2 separate regions of the Mus musculus genome follow, and region 2 is linked to region 1. A link is a loop called in an ENCODE intact Hi-C map of the cell type or tissue named here. Cell type or tissue: heart. All regions are shown on one strand. Links, peaks and the distances in the headings refer to the core of each region. The heading gives the core; the rest is flanking DNA. Region 1 has its middle 52 kb from the start of Gpc3. Region 2 overlaps A630012P03Rik (RIKEN cDNA A630012P03 gene).

Evidence for each region. Hi-C counts contacts between places; a loop is a spot of excess contacts. Peaks named below come from ENCODE experiments on the same cell type or tissue, not always from the same donor. Only the 100,000 strongest peaks of a DNase experiment are listed, where the experiment ranks them.
Region 2: it touches region 1 in a loop (5-fold over the local background); 2 of 42 quality-filtered maps call a loop at or near these places.

What each region holds. Positions count from the first base shown.
Region 1 is chrX:52,660,214-52,671,789 of GRCm38, forward strand. No RefSeq gene overlaps it. Among named protein-coding and RNA genes, the nearest start is that of Gpc3, 52 kb to the left of the region's middle. In heart, for the core only: no CTCF peak of the experiment used is centred there; no DNase peak of the experiment used is centred there.
Region 2 is chrX:52,612,973-52,624,548 of GRCm38, forward strand. It overlaps A630012P03Rik (RIKEN cDNA A630012P03 gene), which reads left to right. Exons shown (of 5, transcript NR_045367.2): 5 at 4,667-6,075. It overlaps Gpc3 (glypican 3), which reads right to left and starts at 1,002. Exons shown (of 8, transcript NM_016697.3): 1 at 661-1,002. The coding sequence starts at 832. In heart, for the core only: no CTCF peak of the experiment used is centred there; no DNase peak of the experiment used is centred there; H3K27ac peaks cover 1,575 bases.

The DNA.
Region 1 (11,576 bases), core at 5,784-8,283:
TTCTAGTACCTGCCGTGTGCTTATCATTAGCTAAATATTACTTTCGGAAAGAAACCAAGTTTACTTCACATTGCAGAAAAGTAGTGGGCATGGCAGAAACAGAAGCACTGCCTGCCCCCAGTGTTTAATTCCTCAAGGCAGTTCATTATGAGAAATACATGTCAATAAGAAATTACAGACTGGAAAATGCAATAAGACAGGTACACAAAGAAATTTACAAAAATAACAAGCCGCATTTGATTGGGATTAAATCAAATGGAAATGCAAAGTGAGATATTAGGAAAGTTCCACAGAGGGGAGATAGTACTTTTAGGACTTTGGTGATAGGAGAGGGTCAGAAGTGGTGGGTGGTACCTAAGGAGACCCTGTCTCAAATGGGACCCTACCCCTTCCAGCTGAAATATTGGGTACTATGTATGGATTTGTGGGGCAGGAGCAGGGATAGTCACCATTTTCCATTGCATACTCAATGTCAAACCTACCAAGCCCCCATGTGTTCCAAACCCATGGTCACACAAATGACCCAAATTAAAGTAAAAGAATCACAAAACCTGGGAGACAGGCAGGCAGATCTCTGTAAATTACAGGCCAGCCTGGTCTACAATGCAAGTTCCAGGACAGCCAGGGCTACACAGAAAGCAACAAAACATGTCTCAAAAAAAGAATACCAAATACAAAGTGACTCTGATAATGTTTTACTTATCCTGCATGTTTGGTTCTCTCCTGATCCTCCCTAGAGATCACAGAGAATGTCTTCCACACATCCATCCATAGATAAGAAGTGATGAACACATCATGAAAGCGTCAAGGCTCAGTTCCATTTCAAAGACATTAAACAGGAGGAAATATACATGAAGTCTGTGAAATTTGGAAGTTTAAGGAGTTGAGAACTCTATATATGACCTATAAAGAAAGGTAATTACAATTCTCTAAATCATAGTATCCAGATCAAATGTTTTAAAGAATATAGCTTTGAGCTGCCTTAGCTCCTACATTCCTCCACCTGCAAACTCTTGAATTTGTCTTAAGGGTCCTTGTCTTAGTTAATTTTCTAATGCAAAATACCATGACCAAGGCAGCTTACAAAAGAAAGGATTTTTAATTGGGCTTAACAGTTTCAAAAGGTTAGAGTCCATGATGGCAAAACAAAGGCATGACAAGCAGGAACTACCAGAGAGCTACCAGCTTGATCCATATGTAGGAGGCTGAGAGTCACAGTGGAAATGGTGTGAGTCTTCTGAAATCTCAAAGCCTAACCCCAGTGACACACCACTATTCCTACAAGGCCATATCACCTAGTTCTTCCCAAACACTACCACCAACTGAGGACCAATTATGTAAGCATACAAGCTCATGGAGGGATATTTTCAGTCAATCCTCTCAGCCCAATTAGAGCCACCTCATAAATCGTATATTCCATAAGTCGTACCCTGAACATAGCAATAGAGAGACAGGCAGAAAACTGTTGTAATAGATACTGAAGTCATGTGGAAAGAAAGGGAAGAAACTATTGTCATATTTTTAAAAATGGAAGTTTGAAAGGACAAAGTAGATTTGAAAAATAATCATAAGCTGGGCAGTGGTGGCGCACACCTTTAATCCCAGCACTTGGGAGGCAGAGGCAGGCGGATTTCTGAGCTTGAGGCCAGCCTGGTCTACAGAGTGAGTTCCAGGACAGCCAGGGCTACACAGAAAAACTCTGTCTCAAAAAAAAAGAAAAGAAAAGAAAAGAAATGATGAAAAATAATCATGCAGAACATACAGATACAGAAAAGGAGTGGCCAAGCATGGTGGATGGTGGTACAGGTGTGTGCTCCCAGCTACTTAGGAAGCAAAGGCATCATAATTTCAAGGTATGTCTGGATTACAGAGTAAATTCAAATTAACCTGGGCAATTCAGTGAGGCCCTGTCTCAGAATAGAGGGCCACTGATGTAGTTCAGTGGCAGTGCACGTGTCTAACATGCATCAGTTCATGACTCCCTATATTCAACCTACAGAGCTTTAAAAAAAAAAAAGACAGTAGGTCAAACCTAAACCCCCAAATGTTGGGTTAGCCAAAAGATTATGGATAAACTACATGGATAGTTATTATCAGTATCTAGGGTCTGAGCCTTGAAGCCAGGAGAGGGCATTAATTGCCTTTATAATAGATAGCTGAAGCAATATTTCTTTGGGCATTTGAAGCCTTGGGCCAAAGCAGAGGATAACGTCTCAGTCTGAACTCTTCGATTCGGCTGACATCCGATGTGCTGAACTTTTCTGAGAAACCAATGTCCCATGGCTACTTGCAGATGTAGAGGCACAGCCTCTTAAGAGAAAAGCTTCTCAAATTTAGGTTCTGGAGACTCGCACAGTCAGAGATCAATCAACGAAGTGACCATGAAAATTGTGTAGAAACACACAAACCTTGTTAATGAAGGGTACCTAGGGTATACCACAAATCATCCACACCCTCTTTCTGCCACAATGACTGGGGAAGGAAATGAGCACAGGTTCTGGCCTACTTGGCAATTATTAATGGCCAGATGCTCACACTTGAGAGAGGCTGCAATTGCACTGCAAAATAAAATCCCTGGCAAGAGGGAAAACTCAAGAAGCCATTTTATCATCCAAATGGGTATTTAAAAGACGTGATACTGCTTTGAGAAGGCAAGGAGAGAACTATCTGGGTTTTTGCAAAATGCATATATTAGTGATAGCTACAAATTTTCTCAGGGTTTGTAATATGTTCCCTACATAAATGTAACAGACTTATCAAATATTGCTCAAATCAATGTACCTAGCCATTTTATTTTATGAAACCGGTCAGTCTTTTTATCTTAATGTTTACATAAATGAATGAGCAATCCCATTAAAGCAATTTTATGCAATTTTAAAAGGTCACAACAATGCTTTAAAAGCATGCAGCTTTTAACTGGGCAGTGTAACTTACCTTTTTGGCATATTAAACAAATAATACATTAAATAGGGTTCTTTACAACTGAGTTTAACTCAAAATTTCAATATTATCCTCAAAACCACTCACACTTTTAAAATTCCAAGCATAGTTTATTTTCTTTAATTTGGAAAAAAAAACGTTGTTTACAATAATACCAAATTATCATTGCAATATTATCACTGAAAAGAATGTGTTGCAGGATTTTTTAAAAGGCTATGAAAAGTAACTGGATAAAAACAAGAATAGAAATTATATTAAGATAGACTCATTTTCACTTTTAAAGACTAGGATTGCATCTAAAATGACTTTATATAGAGAATATTCATCGTAATACAATATTAAATATGCCAGCACTTTACCTACAGACTGATTAAAGGGCAAATTAAAGTGTCATGAAGTCATCTTGCCAACCTTCAGGCTAGTGCTTCTCCCGCTGCACTGCGCATGCCGAACACCTGCGGATCTTGTTAAAATGTAGATTGTGATTCTGTGCTTCTTGGTGGAACTCGTGATGCTGCATTTCCAACAAGCTCCCAGGAGGTGCTCACGCTACAGTTTGAATAGGAAAGTTTGAGGCTAAATGAAACTTTATTCTGGAGGAAATTTTATCCAAACATGCCTTTTGTCTCTCCTTCTCTCATCTATGCTCATAAAATGGCAACAAAAATTCAAGGCATTTCCGGTGGATGGGAATTGCCGCTCTCTCTTCACACTGCTACATATTAGGTAACTTTAGGGAAGGTCACCCCATATCAAACGCAGAGAAGTTATTAAGTATGTCTTGGTTGGTTGATAATTTAAAATAACAGCACTATTGAAATATAATCCTCATACCATAAAATTCACCCATTTAAAATATATAATTCGGTGGTTTTAGTATACGCACAGAGCTGCGAAACCATTGCTACTTTCTAATTTTACAAGATACATCACTTCAACATGAAAAGCAGCACTCACCGATGCTCACCTCCCATCTCTCATGACCTCTCCAGTTCTAGACAACTACCAATCTTTATTTTCCACTTCTGTGGGTTAGCATATTTGCCATGTAATCTTTTGGGGTTGGTTTCTTCTCGCATCACACCATGGATTTAAGGTTCATGTATGTTAAAGCATGTATCAAGACTTCATGCCTTCCTATAACTAAACATACTCTTTTGCATGGCTATTTGATTTGTCATTTGTCAGTGGGTGAACATTGTGTCACTTCCATTGGGGGGTGGTGCATTGTGAGTCATTCTCCAAAGCTTTGTTAAAATGCTTTGAAAGGACAAACTGGTCCGAGTGCCTGTCTGGCTACCTGGAGTGAGGAGCTGCGACGGAAGGCAGTTTAGATGAGGTATCTGGCCTGTTCAGGGGGCAGACACAGGCTTGATCTGACCTCTGGCACAACCTCACATCAGCACTGGAGAACTGAGCACCGTTCTAGTAATATACATTTTCTCTTTTTGTGAGACAACGTCTCACCATGTAGCCCAGGCTGACCTTGAACCTGGTATCTTCTGGCCTCTGCCTAAGTGCTAAAGCAAGTGCCAGCATTGCCAGCTCTTTGCTTTTTTGTTTGTTTTTTTTGCTTTTTGTTTTTTCAAGACAGGGTTTCTCTGTATAGCCCTGGCTGTCCTGGAACTCACTTTGTAGACCAGGCTAGCCTCGAACTCAGAAATCCGCCTGCCTCTTCCTCCCCGAGTGCTGGGATTAAAGGCATGCGCCGCCACCACCGCCCAGCAGCTCTTTGCTTTTTGTAACATATATTGTTAAGGCTTAGTGCTGAGACAGATGGGGTTGAAATAATATCGTAAATATTCTTCCCAGTTGCACAAATGTACCTATGGATATCTTTCTAGAAAGAAAATGAAATGGCATTGTGATTTCCTAAATGGTCAAGGTATCAACTTGCCATAAAATATGGTGCGCACATACAACTCTCTGTTTAGCAGGCACACATGCAGAAACATCCTGTTTGTATTCTACAATAAGTAGATTCTGGTTTTTTTGTTGTTGTTGTTTTTGTTTTGTTTTTTGTTTTTTGTTTTGTGGGAGGGAGGCATACAAGCTGAAGAGAGAGATATAAGTGTTCCCAATATGCCCACTACATTACAGAAAAGCATCAAAGGCCAGCTTCTAAGATCACCTCGAGATTACCACTTCTTTGTTTCACCCCTTATACAATGCTCTCAGCTTCCCCATAGCTCTGGGCCTATACTGATAATGCAATGCTGTCCAGTGGTCACATTGTAAAGACGTGGTGAAAACTCCCAAAGGAGTTACCATGGAGTTAAAGAAGTTTGGGGTTGGCTGTTACTTAATCAGGTCAAGAGTCCTTAACAGAGGACATGGGCTATTCTTGAGGTAGGAAGCATATCGCTGCTAGTCTTAAAGAAGCAAATTGTTTGGTCGGACCTGAGTATGAAGAGAATAGTCATCAAGAAATGAGGCACAAAGAAATGAATTCTGCTAACAACTCGGGGGAAGCTTAGAAGCTTAGATCTTTCCTTCTTCGGACACCTGAATGAAAATGAAGTCTCATTAATGCTGTGGGGCCAGGCTTGTTGAAGGTGATCAGGGAATACAACTGCCCTGTGTCTCCTCTTTTGAGTAATGGAACAACATCAGACAGTGAATATGTATAATTCTAATTCACTCTGTTTGTTGATCTGTGAACTATAGAAAATTAGTATGAGGGTGGTGGGCTCCTGCTTTTCATGGGCCAGGATAGGCTTGAATTCCTCTTGTGAGGTTCTGGGATTGTTTGAGTACTTGTTTGCCCCTAACAATTTGCTTTGATATTTAATTGCCATTGTAAAAGTATGAAGAGATGGACCTTTAAGAGGTAACTTGGTATCTTCCCTCATGGTGGATTCAATACCTTAGTATGGTTCTCAGGAACAGGTATGTCTCTTGGCACTTCTGCTGTCCTGTCCCACAGGGTATAGTATCCTCTCTTTCTCTGGAGGATCCAACACTCAAAGCACCATCTCGATATACTGGCTCTCTCCTCTTCAACGGACACTGAAGCTGTAGGTGCTTTGATCTTGGACTTTCCAATCTCCACAGCTGTGACCAGTGTCTATTCTTTATATAGTACACATACACTTCTTTCTTTCTTCCTTTCTTTCTCTTTTTTTTTTCTTTTTTCTTTTTTTTTTTTTTTTGGTTTTTGGTTTTTTGAGACAGGGTTTCTCTGTATAGCCCTGGCTGTCCTGGAACTCACTTTGTAGACCAGGCTGACCTCGAACTCAGAAATCCACCTTCCTCTGCCTCCCGAGTGCTGGGATTAAAGGCGTGCGCCACCACGCCCGACAGTACCCATACATTTCATGTATTCTCTTAGAGCAGCATAAAGCAAACTGGCGGGCCACTTCCTCTCCTTTAAATGACTATGACACCTTTAAATAGGATAAGCCTTGTCTGTGAAGAAGGCAAAAATTGCTTGGTATTAGACCATCTAAACTTGCTATGTGTGATGTTTCGGGTACTGGCCCATTAACCTACCTGTCACAAACACTGAAAAGTTGCGCTTTTGCCTGATGGAGGAAGATGTCCAATATTCTGGTTTGCTGTTGAGATTAGGTGCAAGCCTCACCCTAGGACTTGCTCAATAGGTGAATGTTCAAGTGAACTGAGCTAAGCGATTGAAAGACTTCCACATAACCCCACTTGCTTCATGTCCTTGCCCTCACTAATATTTTGGAGAGTTTTCATGTATCCCAGGATGAATTCATACTTGATATATAGCAAAGGATAACTTTGATTTTCCTGGCTCTACCCGCCAGCTCTAGGATTGCAGTTGTGCACCATCATGCCCGTTTCTTTCACTGCTGAGGACTGAACATGGGGCTTTGTGCTTAAAATGCAAACACCCCACCTACTCCTGAGCTACCTCCCCACCTGACTCCTCACTGATGACTACTTTTTAAGTAACGATTTATTGAGCACTTACCATGTGCCCATTCATTTTTATTCAGTGTGTCATTTCAACCTCATCTGCTGTATTTAAAAAAAAGTTACTATTCTCTAAATGAGCATTTTAAAGATATAATTGACATATAATATAGCTCACATATTTAAAGTGTAAATTTGATGAGCTTTGACACATATATGCACCCATGCAACTATTACCACAATCAAGATAATTAACATGCCTATCATCTCTAAGAGTTTCCTTGCCTCTCTTTGCCTCTCTCCTTCCTGACCATTCCCAGGCCCCCTGCCTTTCCACCCCCTCCTCAAACAACTGCTGATCTGCTTTCCATCACCGTAGATTAGTGCGCATTTTCTAGAGTTTTGTATAAATGGAATCATATGGCACATACTCTTTCTTGTCTGGCTTCTTTCACTCAAGCTAATTAGTTTGGGATCCATCCAAGCAGATATCTATATCAACATCCCGATTCTTACAACAGCTTCATTAAGAGATAATTCACATAACTTTCAGTTTTCTCTTTTAAAATGTTTGATTCAATGGTTTTGGTTTATTCCATATTTTAAATTATGGTAAAACACATATAACACAAAACTTGCTGTTCTAGTTCACTTCTTTTATTGATGAGTAGTATTCCACTGTATGGATCTACCACAATTTGTTTACTCAGTCAGATAGGTAATGCTATAGCCACACTCGTTTTAGAAATAAGGAAAAGGGACACATGGAGTTAATTTGTTTAAAATCATAGAAAAACAAACAATACTAGTATACAAACTCAGGTCTGTCCAACGCTGATAACAATGCCTTTAACCATTATAGTACACTGTTCTTCCAGACTTAAAACACCTAGTTGCACTCACACATAATATATGATATCTCATACATACATGAATATCCAACACACAAACACATCACTTATTAGTAGTTACATAGGCTAGGCTGGTCCTGGAGGTACGTCAAATTCCTTCTCACACAACAATCTAAAAGATGTTTTCTGAAAAGAAAGAAAGGAAGGAAGAAACGAAGGAAGGAAGGAAGGAAGGAAGGAAGGAAGGAAGGAAGAAAGAAAGAAAGAAAGAAAGAAAGAAAGAAAGAAAGAAAGAAAGAAAGGAAAGAAAGAGGAAGGGAAAGGGAAAAGCCATTAAGGCTATAAGCCACAGACCTGAGATGGTCATATTGTAAACACAAGGCAGAGTTTCAAATTAAGAATCACACATTATCCAGAAAACTGGACATTAGGCAGGACCAGCCTGGTTAGTATCTGAATAATGTGCTTTGCCCAGTCATCAAGGAAAAATATTAGGTGCTTCCCCCTGGCTTGTGAAAAAAAGTGTTAATTGAATACAAACCAGGGAATGATAAAATGTCTGCATGGTAACAGTCCAGCTGGGACAAGTACCCCAGAGTCATTTCAGCCGTCATGGGGGTTGATTCATTCACCCTTAGTGCTATCCCAGGAAGGAAGCATACCACAATATATTCTCTAATCTTTCCAAAAAGAAGTTTGAGAGCTAACAAACTAAACTACCTCCATAGGACATAAGGGCTACCATGGGAGAAGGCAGTGGCCGCCTCATCTCTACTTTCACTAATTCAGAAAAGGAGGAAATGAGGTGTAGAGGAAAGAGAAAGGCACTTCTTGACAATATCATAAAGCACTATAATATAAGCTGTCAAAGGAGACTGTGGAATGAAGCTCCTTCCCTGGAACTCATTAAGAACAGGAGATACCTGCTTGGAATAAATCCAGGAGCAAAGTCAGAGGAATGCTATCCAGAGACACAGGATGAAGTAAACATGGTCTGAAGCAAGCGCTAGCCATGGCCAATTAGCTGGAGCCCAGCCAGCCGCATAAGCTAGCCATGCAAATGGTCTGTGGGGATTACTGACTCCAGCATGGCTAGATAAGCCCGGAACGTGGTTCTCAGAGAACCAGACTCTCCAGCAGTTGTTTAATTTTAACTGTTTCTTTCATCTATAAGGATGTGGCCACGATTGGATCACTAATATGTGGAACTTGGAAACTAGAATACATTGTACCTTAAGCTTCCAGAAACTTGGAATTTAGAAATGTATATTAGATGTGGAAAAGGTAATTAGGGATTTGCTTGTTTGCCTTTAAACACATAGGTCATTAGATACAGTGGCCATCAAAATGGAAGGAGGGTGATGGAAAAAACACAGCTCAAGGCAAGGCCATGATCACTGCATCTGAAGATCTCTTATCCCCATGGTTGAGACAGTACCAGGGACTAGCTCAGTGCTAGTCCCAGACACAGCTTTGTGAACAGAATGCTGCTGCTGTTGTTGTTTTGCAAGACAGGGTATCTCTGTGCAGTCCTGGCAGTCCTGGAACATGCTGTGTAAAATAAGACTGCCCTCAAACTCACAGAGAACCATCTGTCTCTGCATCTTTAGTGTTGGGATTAAAGGTTTGGGCCACCACCACCTGGCTGTGAACAGAATTTTGAACACATGCCATCTTAGCACTCTAAAACTCAACATCAGCTTGCTAGGGGTTCTCTACTTACATACAATGCTATAAAGAGATGCCCTCCATACTTCCCTTCCTCTCTACTTCTTAGGTTTTGCCTATGGGAAAAGAAGCATGCTGTCTTATTTAGGGTTACTTTGCTGTGATGAAATGTATAACCAAAAGAAACTTGGGGAGGAAGGGGTTTATTTCACCCAGAGTTCCTTATAACACTTCATCATCAAAAGCAGTAATGGCAGATACCTGGAGGCAGGAGCTGATGCAGAGGCCATTGAAGTGCTGCTGCCTACTAGATTGCTCCCAATGGCTTGCCTGCTTTTATAGAACCCAGGACCACCAGCCCAGGGGTAGCACCACCCACAATGGACTGGGCCCTCCTCCATCAATCACTAATTAAGAAAATGTCCTACAGGCTTGTCTACAGTCCAATCTTATAGAGGTATTCTCTCAATTGAGGCCCCCACCTCTTATATGACTCTAGCCAAGTGGATATAAAAATTAGCCAGCATACATGCCCATGAAAGTCTTGTATAATAATGACAATAAAAAGAACCTTATTTCTTTTTTCTAAAGATGAAAATGGCTAAATGTTAAGCAGTAGAGGACTAGATTAAAAAAAAAAAACAATCTTGTGGTATCATTCAGTGAAATACAACTCAGCAGTGAAAAAGGAATAGAACATATATGCAATAATGTGGATGATTTAGAAACTGTACTGAGTGAATAGGAAAAAACTGCTAAGATTTGAACCATAAATAGCCAAAATGCCCCTAAGCAAATGTGTCCTAGTTTCTCCTGCTGTGATAAAACACTGATTAATTTGGAGAGGAAAGTGTTTGTCTTACAGATTATACTCCATCATCAATAAAAGCCAAGACAGGAAGTAAAGCAGAAACCTGGAGTTAGGAACTGAACCAGAGACTATGGAGGAGTGTTGTTTACTAGCTTGTTTCCAATAGCTTGATACATTTGTTAATTTTTTTTTATACTAACCAGGGCTATATGCCAAGGGACAGTACCGAATACACTAGAATGGGTCCTCCCACTTAAATCATCAGTCAAGACAATGCCCAATGACCAATTCGATGGAGGTGATTTTTCAGATGAGGTTCATCTCTGACTTGAAAGTACACTGTAGAGACATAGCAGCAAACACTATCATTCTGACACACACACACACACACACACACACACACACACACACACACCAGGCACATAAACAGAACAGAGGACCTAGAAACAAACATGCAATTAAGGCTACGTGAGTTTTTTGAAAAGGTGCCAAAAATTTACAGTGATAAAGCCTATTTAACAAATAGTTCTTAGAAAACTGGATATCCACACGTATATCTAGAAAATTATCTCTTGTATAGAAGTTAATTCAAAGACCAGAGAGATGGCTCAAGTAGATAGACAATGCCACCAAACCTGAAGACTTGAGTTTGATCTACAGGATGGACATGATGAAAGGAAAGAATCAATTGTCCTCTGACCTCCATATGTGTCCTCCACACACAAAATAAATAAACAAATGTAATAATAAGTAAATTCAAAATGGATCAAAGACCTTTAAACGTAAAACTTGAAAGTTTGAAACTGCTAGAAGGAAACATAAGAAAGGCCCTTCTCAATCTACAAGGACTCCAGCAGTCTAGGAAAAAGCAGCAATAACTGGTGAATGGGGCGGTATTCAATTCAAAGGCTTCTGCATAGCAAAGGAAACAGTTAACGAAGTAAAGACACAGTCTACAGAACCAGAGGAAACTTTTTATCAGCTATTCAGCTGACAGTATTCATATCCAGAACAAGCACTTGCACACACACGCACGTGTGTACACTTTTGCTTAGCTTACTCTCTCTTTTTCCCATACAGTCCAGGATAAAGTTCCAGGGAATGATGCCACCACAGTGGGTGGGTTTTCCACCTCAAAAATTTAATCAAGATACTATTCTGTAGCTGGTTTTTTGCTACTTTATGGGTTCTTCTTTTTCCACCCTTCTCCACCCCTTTTTCTTTCATCCTTTTAACCCCCTAACACTAGATAAGAGAGAGGAAAGGAAAGAGCTGAATAAGATCAGGGTTCAGAACACACACACACACACACACACACACACACACACACACACAGAGAGAGAGAGAGAGAGGAGGCAGACAGACAGACAGACACACATACCCTAAAAATTGTGTCACCAGAAGACCAAGTGATCCAGTCAATG
Region 2 (11,576 bases), core at 3,400-5,899, 50 kb before region 1:
CACCGCCGATTTTTAAAGAGATTTGCCAACCTAGATAAGGGAAGCTGTTTTGAAGGGAAAGGCTCAGTCTTGCACGTTTTGGAGGACCCTCCTACTCAAAAGTTTCCTTCACTGTGTCTTCTCTAGCCTCTGAGGATTCAAAGATTTGTGCTCAACTTTGCCTGCACTTGGGCCCGGCCAGCCTCGGGAACCCAGACTGGGGAACGGAAAGCATGGGGGGACACACGGTGGATAAAGTGTGGCCAGAACTACGGGTCCAGCTAAGGCAGACGTGCTAGTAAGGGAGATAAATTCCCGAGTCACAGTCTTCACGTTGTGAAGCCGGTTTGCTAAGAGCAGAGGGGAGCCAGCTCCCACCTTCCCGCCCTCCCCCCCCCAAAAAAAATGGGCGCTAGAAAGGCGATCTCTGCTGTTCCTCGCTCTGGCTTGCACAGTTCCTGACAGCAGCGTGAGCCCGGGGCATGTGGACAGAGTCCCATACTGTGCTTCCCTCCCTTGGTAGATGGTCCAGGCCCCAGGCACAGCAACCATTCCCAGGTATCCTGCAGCAGAGAGCACGGCCGCTGCGGCCCCACCAGGCTAGCGCGCTCTGGGAAGAGCCACCACGCGCGCCTTGGCTTTCCACTGTGCGCGGGGAATGCTCAAGGGACCCCTACTCACCTGGTACAGGGGTTTCTGGAACCCATTTGAGTCCGGGCTGCAGTCTCTGGAAGAAAGAACGGACCTGGTGACAGGTGGCGTCTGGAGGCGGCGGGGGCTGCGCCTGTCCCAGGCAGCCCAAGCCTAGCAGCATCGCCACCAGCAAGCACGCGGTGCGCACGGTCCCGGCCATCCTGCTTCTTGGGGGAGCGAGGAGAGCACGAGAGAGTGGCAATAAGAGCCGGAGCGGTCCCGAGACTCAGCAAGTCTGGCAGTAGCCCGACAGAGCAAGAGAGGAGCCGCTACCCAGCCGCCGCAAAAGTTTCCTCGCAGCTACCTGGGCGCTGGGCGAGGGCGGGAACAGCTTGGCGGTGCGGGGCGGCCCGGGGCGGAGCCTTGTGGGCGTGGCGAGGAGGGACGGGGCGGGGCGAGGCAAGGCGAGCCGCGCTGCCTGGAGGACGGCGTGGGGTCGTGTAGCTGCTGGCCTGCGGGATGCGGGGCGTGGCAAGGAGCTTAGCTGGGAGATTGGGTTTACCAAGGTGGCGGGCAAGCCTTGGTGGGAGAGGCGCGGGAAGAGGATAAGGAGCGTGTGCGGTGGCTCCCGGCAATCCTGCCCTGACACTCGCTCGCCGCTGCTCTACACTGGGCGCTCTGGCATAACTACTGCAGAGGGGCTGCAGGCTCAGGCACGCTGATTGGCTTCCCAGCAGCAGTCCCCTCTGACTGGCTCTGGGAGAAGTTCCCCAGCCTCACTCCTCCTTTCCGCCTCCCTTTGGCCTACAGCCGGGAGGGCTTTTCCTTTTCAGCCTTTGCAAGCTCTCCATCTTCCTTGGAGTGGAGTGGAGGTCTGCGGTTTAGGTACACACACACACACACACACACACACACACACACACACACACCCGACTCGACCCTAGGCCTTCTCCCACCCAGATCTGGCTCCTTCTGGCCACCAGAGCCCACACAAGGTTTCCTAAGCACAAAATCCCTCTCCTTGCTGTTTTCTGAGAAAGGTTTCTTGGGAACCCTTTCCCAATGCAGCTGTGGCCAAGCCCTCAAAGCCTACCCACAAATAGTCACGTTCCAGAGCGCTGGGGACCTCTGGATTTCACAGCCTGGCTCATCTTTGTACCTAAAAGGTCTGGAAGCCCGTGTAGCTTGCTGGGTCTCATTCAATAGAACCACACAAAGTAAATGTGTGCATGTGTGTGTGTGTGTGTGTGTGTGTGTGTGTGTGTGTGTGTGTGTGTGTGAATTTAGGCACTTGATCCTGATTCCTAGGTGAATCATATCATCTACAGGATAATCACGGGCGACCCTCATAAAGCAAAGTGTAGCTGGTGAGAGTAACTCATTCAGGAAATCATTTTACAGATGAAATTCATTAAGTCATGGTTAGTCTGTTTCATACCTGGAGTAGAGCCCTATTTAGAAGATTTCCTGGATGTCAATCCACGTTTCTTCTACTTAATTCTCACCAATGGAAAGACATTTCTTTGAGAATCAAATGCCCCTTTGAGAAGAAAAAGCATATAATCATTATCTATGCTCTACAGAAATTGAATCATTCCATCAGATTGGTTCTCTTTGTGACTCCACTCATGTGCACACGTAGACAACTTTAGCCCAGTGTCTTGTATGTAGTAGGAGCTCAGTATTTCTACAATTAATGAATTTGATATCTCGGTGTAAACTAGCTTGTTGTCTGATTGTGTTCTTTTTTTTAACTAGACAGAAGTATGCTTGGAGACATAGATAAACACAGCTGGAGGGGGGCTGTGTCTTGAATAGGGGGCTATGAAGAAAGAGAAAGCAATATGAAGGCAACTGAGCAATTTATTCAAGTCTTCATTTGTTCATTCAATAACCATTATTGGAATTCTTACTATGTGCTTGACTCTGTGGGATACAAAGAGAAAACAGAGACACGAAACCCATTCTGTAGTACCTGACCTCAGAGAGTTTCAAATCTAATGGGGAGCCAACAAAGTGAAATGTTAACACATTATGTGTTAAGAGGGAAGATGGAGTTCTGAGGGCTGAGCGGAGGGATCAGAGAAAGTGTCCCAGAAATGCTGATGGCCTAAACTCGGACTTGAAAGCCCAGTAGGGGCTGAGGTGAGAAAAGACTGGGGGAAGGGTGCCCTGGCAAGGAAACGGGGTGAACAAAGAAGAGAGGCCCTGGCATGGCCCATTTGGAGAGTAGGAGGTGCAAGTAATGATTTCAGGCTGAGGAGTTAAAAGAACTAAGGCAGGAGGGAGAGGCGAAGCAAGGGCCAGATTGTGCAGTGTAGAAGCCTGCAGAGGAGTCTGTGGAACCACTTAAGGAAATTCTGAGCATAGGGGTGACATGATCAGATTTGTCTTATTAAAAGATATCCGCAACAGTGTTTCAGAGAATGGTTTGAAGAAGGCAAAAGATTGGAAGCAAGAAGACCAGCTAAGAGGCCCTGAAATTAATGCCCAGAAGAAATGACAAAGGCTTGTGACAAAGGAGTTTTGAAAGGGGAAAACTGTCCCAGAGATATTTAGAAGATAGAATTAAAAGTGCATGCTGATCCAGTGCCTATGGGGGTTGGGTGAGAAGGAGTCAAGGACAGAGGGCTTAGTCACCCCCACTTTTCAACAAACATTTGAGTGCTGCCTATGTATCTGGCATTCTTCTACTTCATAATTCCGCCTGGGGCTAGGCCTGCGCCTGCATTGAACATTTGACAAATGACATAGCCACTTTAAAAGAAACACCAATTAAGAGTCCTAATTTGGCTGGTGAGTTTGATATGTTCCACCTGTGGAGCCCTGTGACCAAAGGGCAAATTGGAAGGCAAGCATTGATTGAATTTCACGACCTCGCAGAGGAAGACATGACCTCCCATAAATTCATGATCTTCCAGAGCTCATGCAACGAACTACAAAGGCAACAGTTGTTTTCAACTACTGGGTATGAAATACCTAGGGAAAAACGTGGCTATGCCTCCTTTTCAATCTGTGCTTTTAATATAGAACATGCTATGCATAAACTAAAGCACTGTTTACAAAATGAAGTGTGGATCCCTGGATTCAATGCAGTGGACCCACAAACTTGGGTTTATTGTCAAGAACTTTATTTCAGTGGGTTACAAACTGTACATATAATGAGTGCATTCCCCTCATAAGCTTTATCAAAACAAAGCTAAGTATCCAGTTCAGCAAAATATGAGGTAGTTTGAAGATAACATTAAGTGGTATTGGAAATAGGAAATACATTGAACCAAATAGGGTGGTCCGTGGGTCCCTAGGGTTTGAGCTAAGTCAGAGACAGACTGGCTCTGAAGTTTGAAGAACTATTTTTTAGCCTGGAAGTTTCTGCTCTCACTCCAAGCACCTACTTCAGAGCTTTTAGCCAAGCAAAGGGAAGAGTTAAAAAAAAAAAAAAAAACAACCTTGCCTAGCAGAAGAAGTGCTTCCATTTTTATAAGTGCCTCTCAAAGGCTTCTAACCTTCCCAATCCCCCAAGTGATGACTCTCACAGTGGAATTTCAGGCACTGAAATGGACTTTGTGGGATAGGCTTCTTTGTCAGAAACACTTCCAGAAATGTCACAGGCAGCCATCTCCACTGCTTAGTCAGTCAGTGTTGAAAAAGTTTACTCCGGATAATCTTTAGCCAGAGGCTGGGGAATGTGAATTGCGGTACAGCACGTGGTAAAGCCTAGCTTGCACAAAGTCTTGTCCTGAAAAACAAGAAAAGGAAGGAAAACAGGAAGGAAGGAAACTCATTTACTAATGTGTAAACTCTCTACTGCATGCTACAGAGATGGGTAATAATTAAGGTTGTATTTCCTAGCAAAGAAAGGTAGAGTGTGTGTGTAGGGCCAGCCATCCCTCCCCAGGCTGAGGTAGAAGCATGCATTAAGCCTGGATGTTCAGGACCAGCCAGAGAGACACAGGGAGACCTTGTCTCAAAAACAATAAACAGAAAACACGTGTGTGTGTGTGTGTGTGTGTGTGTGTGTGTGTTGACAAAAATTCTATTTTCTCTTTTACAGAAGCAACTGTCTCGCCTCATTCGAGACAAGCTCCCTTCCTCGTGCTCCGTTTTTGTCAGTGATTCCTCTGAACTCTTCAGTAAGAGAAGCAGAGAGGTAATCAGTGTGGGGCTACAAAAGGACATGCTGATTGAAAGAGTGTTCGTTCGCCTTGGACAATCATGGCTCTGTGCTCTCAGACCCAGTTGAAAGTGTTTAGATAGCATGGCTGGACCCCCTTTTCTCCTTTGGACCCCAGGGGAAGGCTATCTAGCCCAGCATGCCCAGAAGAACTTTTCTTCACCTTTTGCTCCTGGACTCCAGTTTGAAAGAATTCGAGAATTCCCAGCTGTAGCCAGCAGCTATTATCTTGCTGTAGCAGGGAGGAGAGTCTGGTTCCATGGCTCCAAAAGCAGCATAAATCAAGATTTCTGGGAGAGGGTTAAGAAAGGGTGTTCAACAGCTGCCGCCATGGGAGGAGCGCATACACAGCCATGCACATGGCCACACACACACACATTATTTGTCTTGGGCCCAGTTCCTTTGCCCCCCAGGTGTTGTTCTCCTTTTTCCATCCCTCTCAGGTACACAGTGTCTTCTGCTCTTAACCTCACTCTCGAACTTGCTGTCAGGGAAGAAGCTGACAAACTCATCCTATCTCAATGTATCTGGTTGATAGGATGTAATGGGGGCTGCCCACCCAGGGGTATAAGTATTTCAACAGGGATCAAAGCTTTAAACCAAAGGAACAGAGCTCTAAAAACTCTGGAATTCCAGGCATCCGCCAGTGGGAAGGGAGTGTTTAAACTGAGGGGCAATGAGGCCTTTTTTGGTGCACCTGAAATCACATCATGTAGACAGTTGCTTATATGTTAGGCTGCTTGCTGCTCACAGTCAACACCTCTTGTGCCACACCTCTGAGCTAGATGGCACACAGCCACTTTGTCTCCTCTTCCCTTGCACTGTATGAGTCCTTTGTGGGCCAGAGGGAAGGGGAGGCGCCAGGCACACTGATCCCAATTCTCCCAGATGTATAAGCTATGATCAGAGGATGAATTATAGTCCTTTGGGAAAGAGTGTTCATTCATCCATCGCAGCCAGCAGGCCAGTGCAATGTAAATGGTAACTTTGTAAGTTGAAAGACTTAAAGCCATTTTGAAAATTGCATAATAATCTCAGGCAGAATTTGGCTCCATGTATGTGGAAAATTAATAGATGTGACTGGGATGCTTGCATTGTGAGTTGTGGAGGGCTAACCTCACTTCAGACTTGAGACTATGCTCTGCCCTCACTAAATCCACAAAGTTTACTGAAATTCTTATAAGTCAGCATCCAAGTTTTGAAAATAAAAAAAAAATAGAGAATTCTTTTATTTGGGACATCATGTTGATTACTACAAATAAAGAAATATTCTATTGTGTTTTGTTTGCATAAAGGAATATTGATCTTGACTCCTAACATATTTCTTCATACCTTTAGTCTATTGATCTTTTTATAACTAGATAGATATACCGTATGTATTTCTAGCATTTTGTGTCTTCATAGGTGTGTAGTGTGTGTGTGTGTGTGTGTGTGTGTGTGTGTGTGTGTGTGTGTGTGTGTGTGTTTATGTGAAAGTTTGAGTGGTTTTGTACTTTGGCAATTGAGAGCATGGTAGCTTTAAGTTCAAATACTAGTAATGTCCAAGGCATAGCTTTATATGCTGCATGGTAATTCCTGTGTGCTTTATCTTGTTTTTAAATTACTGTGGGCCAAAATTTACAATGGTTCAGGTATGTGATATATGCATCTTAATGCCTGTTTCATAGAAATTTCAAGTAATTTCTGGGTCTTTAGTTTCTAAAGTCTGGTTCTCCAATAAGCCACCTGGTATTTGGAAGTTTAACATCTTACCAAGTTTGCTCCCTTCTATATTCTTTCTGAGTCCCTGCCACATGTGGGAAGCTATCAGTAGCCATCATCATAGACAGTAACAAATATTTACAATAATTTTCCCCACCCTACTTCCCAAGTTTCATTGGCAATGTTGAGTCTAGGGGGGGGGGGGAATTTCCAAAGTAACATATCATGGGTCTAGTGAGATGGTTCAGCAGGTAAGAGAAATTGCCTCCAAGTCTGACAATCTAAGTTTGGTCCATGAGACGACCATGATGGCAAGAGTGAAGCAACTCTCACAAGTTGTTCTCTGACCTTCATACCAGTGCTGAGGTATGCAGATGCCCACGCACAGAAAAAAGTATACATATACAATTAATTATTTAATTAATGTTTTATTAAACAGCATAGTACAGGCCAGGGCCATTTTCAGCACTATGCCCAACTCTAGTTATCATGAAGGTTATCCATTAGAAACTGTGTGATGAGCCAGACGTGGTGGTACACGCCTTTGATCCTAGCACTCGGGAGGCAGAGGCAGGCAAATTTCTGAGTTCGAGGACATCCTGGTCTACAAAGTGAGTTCCAGGACAGCCAGGGCTATACAGAGAAACCCTGTCTCGAAAAACAAACAAACAAAAAGAAACTGTGTGATGTTATGGAAACCCAGTATGACTGTGACCTGGAGTCAAAGGAGAGTAAGAGCAGTTCCATACTCTCCCAACCAGGCCCAGGCTCCACTTGCTGCCAGCCCCTGAGGGAAACACTCTGCTTGCCACCTAGTAAAGCAAATGCATGCTTACTTTATATCTTCAATCTGACTTGAGGACTTTAGATGAACAGAAGTTCATACAATTCTTCTCTGTGCTTCCTCTAATCCAGTACTACCCAAAGTGAACTCCAAGTACTTGTAATGGTCTATGTGACTCTGTGATGACTTTAGGGACAAAAGTTAAGAGTACACGGCAAGAAAGTTTTGAATTTTTTTCATTTTACTTTTGAGTCTAGGCTGACCTAAAAATAAATAAATAAATAAAACAAAACAAAAAAAAAGTCAGTGTGTAGTTAAGAGTGACTTCAAACTCCTGATTCTCTTACCTCAACCTCCCCAGCTCTGGGACTACAACTATGAATGAACCTAGATCAATGTTGAGAAATGTTGATAGTATGTTGATAGTGCTGCCACTTTCAAGCACCACAAGTTGGCATCACTGATGACTCTAATAATTCTTTGAAATGCCCTTATGTTTGTATTACTTTTTTTTTTTCAAGACAGGGTTTCTCTGTGTAGCCTGGGCTGTCCTGGAACTCATTCTGTAGACCAGGCCAGCCTCGAACTCAGAAATCCACCTGCCTCTGCCTCCCAAGTGCTGGGATTAAAGGCATGCGCCACCACCACCTGACATTAGTTTTTATTTTACCTTCTCAAACTACTTTATCACCTCAGGTAGAAAAGCAATATGGATTAAGTGATCCTTCAGGACAGATGGGACAAAGTACGAAGCATTGCCTCAGTGTGAACAGTACTTTGACCCATGGTCGTCATTTCAAAAATGTTTTTCAATGAACCCTGTGATCATTTACTTTACAAAAGAAGACCATATGGCTATTTAGGTAGAGTTCTGTTAATGTCACAACACAGAAAACTTTCCCCTATAATAGGTAGTCTATGTGAAGATGAGTTTGTAAAAGATCTTCCTTCTAAATTATTACATAAGAATAAAGTACTTTGGTTCGCTTTTCTTCGAGAAATTCTAGGAAGAACGGAAACACATGTTGTATGAGTCATTGCTTTTTATAAGATCTCATAGTAAATTATGAGTAGGGGTTGAACTCCTTAGCCTTTACATATTATTTTGATCATTTATTTCTCCCGTAATTTATATCACACTTTCTGTTATAAATGAAAAAGATACTAGTCTATGTACCAAAAAGGAACTCTTTAGAGGAAGATGATGATAGGCAGAGGGAAGGACTCCTTCCTTGGAATGCCTTCTTCTCATTCACCCTCACTACTTGTCGGGAGCAAAGCATGTCACCAGATTTACACTCCATTGGATGTCTCTAGTCTTTCTCTAACTCCTGTTAAACTGACAGTGACTACCAGATGGTTTGTCAGCAGCTTTTGTCTGGTATGGTTTTGAAGTAGTTTAGTAAAAAAGTATCCTGTTTTCTCAAATAGACCAGAGTAATCAAAGGAACAGAAGTGAAAAGAATTAGTTTCTAGTCCATGTTCTGTTCCCTGTAAGCGTGGTAGCCTGGGATTAGGAACTGCATCTTCCTAACTGGAAATTGAAGGTTGTAGGCTACATTACATGCTCTCTAGGGTTCTTCCTACCTCTAACCATCTGTGTTCCCATGCCTGGGAACTCCTTGAGAGAATATTACACATCTGGATATGAAGCAGCATATGAAACAGTATCTAGAGTATAGTAGAACCTCAATACATATTGTTGAATGCGTGACTAAACGTAGCATTATTAACACAAACTCAGCAATGACTCCACAGGGAATCCTCAGGAAGTATTTGTCAGTAGATCAGTGTTTTTGTTAATTGAAGGACTACATAACAACATTAAAATCTCAATAATTTCCTAATGAGCAGGAGAGTAGACTTGTTGTAAACAGTGTTGAAAGAATGGGGTTATAAACAGACATACTTCTATTGTATTTAATACCAGAAATCTAAATCGGAGGGATTTTTTATTTTTTATTTTTAGACATAGCCTCACTATGTAGCTCCAGCTGGTTTCAAAATCTTTACAAAGCCCATGGTAGCCTGGATTTAGGCATCTTTCTGCCTCTACCTACCAGGCATGCACCATCATGCCTCCTGGCCTGAATAAGAGATTTTTAAATTAACTTATTAAAGTGTTTAAACAACTGAGACTTTGATATTTGCTCTTTAAGATTGTAAAGAACTAAAGGTAATAGATCATGTTTATTTAAAATTCACTGTGTGGAAGTATGATTATTAAAGTGTTTGGAAATGAAGATAGTAAACTCTTCAGAAGGTTCATTATTAGTTTTCCTTATTGAGAAGTCTATGTCAATCCCTCCTATGGAAATATTTCACAAATGAATTGTGTGTTTCTGTGCTTCTGTAAACACTGTACATGAAATCTAATCTAACGTGTCCTTGATGCTCTGTTATATCATATCCAGTCTTTGAATGATGCTGTAAATATATGACATTGAGGAGACATTGAACTGGACCTATACCAAGCCTGATACACATCATGAAACTGGATTTCTTTAAAAAAAATAAATCCCACATACTGATCTTTCTCTTTCTCTTTAATGTGTGGTGCCTAGTGCACAGTCTCACTTTGCTGCTGCCTCTGTTTACTTTTACAGATTGCAATTCTGGAATCAAAGACTAAGGTAGTTCTTCCTATGTTTAACTTGCTTTAACTTATGTCGCAACACATTGATCAAAAGAAGCATGACAACGTTATGGAATGGGACTAAGTTTCAGAGTTACAGAGTCCTGGGTCCAAATTCCAACTTTCCTGCTTGCTAGCTGGGTGACCTTGGGCAAAGAACCTTATCTAGCAAAGCCTTAACTTTACAAAATAAGGATTAAAAAAAAAACGTTATATTTCCATAGATAGCAGGAGTTAGTGGGGATGTGGAATTTGGAAACTTGCACCCTGCTGTTGGTGCAGCAGCTATGAAAAACAGTATGGAAGTTCTTGGAGCAACTAAAAATAGAGCTGGAGCTATCGCCCATATGTGCTTGTTTATCTAAAAGAATTCTTCAGGCCTTGTGGCATGCACTTATAATCCCAGTACCTCAAACCCTGAAGACAGAGGATTCCATCTGAGCTGCAGCTATGCACACACTCACTCTTAAATACACTCACAAACATGTACCCACACGTAAAAATCCACACATTTTATTTTTCAAAACAGCAAAAAATATAAAAGCATCAAAAACATGATTCTGCCAGGCATGGTGTTTCATACCTGTAATCTTAGCAAGTAGGAAGCTGAAGCAGGAGGATAACCCACAAATTTGAGACAGCCTAGGGCTACAGAATAATACTTTTTTTTTGTTTGTTTTTTGGAGACAGGGTTTCTCTGTGTAGCCCTGGCTGTCCTGGAACTCACTCTGTAGACCAGGCTGGCCTCGGACTCAGAAATCCTCCTGCCTCTGCCTCCCAAGTGCTGAGATTAAAGGCGTGCGCCACTGCCCGGCAAAATTTGATTTTTAAACAGTTTTACATTCTTTGACATTGTGATATAATTAATTATATCATTTTCCCTTTCTTTTTCCCCACTGCAAACCTTCCTATGTTCCTTGCTCTTTTTAATTGTTGTTTTATACACACACACAGAGAGAGACACCTAAATACATAACTATAACCTGCTCAGTATTTTGTTTTATATATATGTGTATATATTTATATTTATATACATATACATATATATAATTTTCAGGCACTGGGCAACCAATTGTTGTGCTCTTCCGTAGTGAAGACTATTTGCCCCCTCTCTCAGCATTCTTTAGTTATCTTTGGTTCTTTGTTCAGACTTGAAAAGAAAGTTTATTTTAAGAGACCGGAAAGATGGCTCAGCAGTTAAGATCAGCACTTATTGTTCTAGCAGAGGACCAGAGTTCAGTTCCTAGCACCCACAGTGGGTGGTTCCTAATCTCTTGCAATTCTAATTCCAAAGGGTCCAATATCCTCCTGTTAATCCCAGAGGTTTAATCATAAACAGGAATGAGCCTCGTTTATCTTTACTATAAGATGGATTTAAAGCCTAAAATGGAGGCAGGCTGGGCGCCACTCTCACATACAGAAACCCACACTCAGACACACATATATACACATATTTTAAACATAAAATAAACTCTATTTTAAAAATGTAAAGTCTTTTAAAAGATGGAAGATAAGTAAATAATGTCTTTGGCACATATTAGCCCTTCACATTAAGATTTAAGGCTAGTATTTCACAATTGATACTATTCTTGTTATTTTCATTATTCATTTCTTTTACCCACAGTTATTAAGCAGTCATCAAGTAGTAACCCTTGGTAGGACAGAGATGA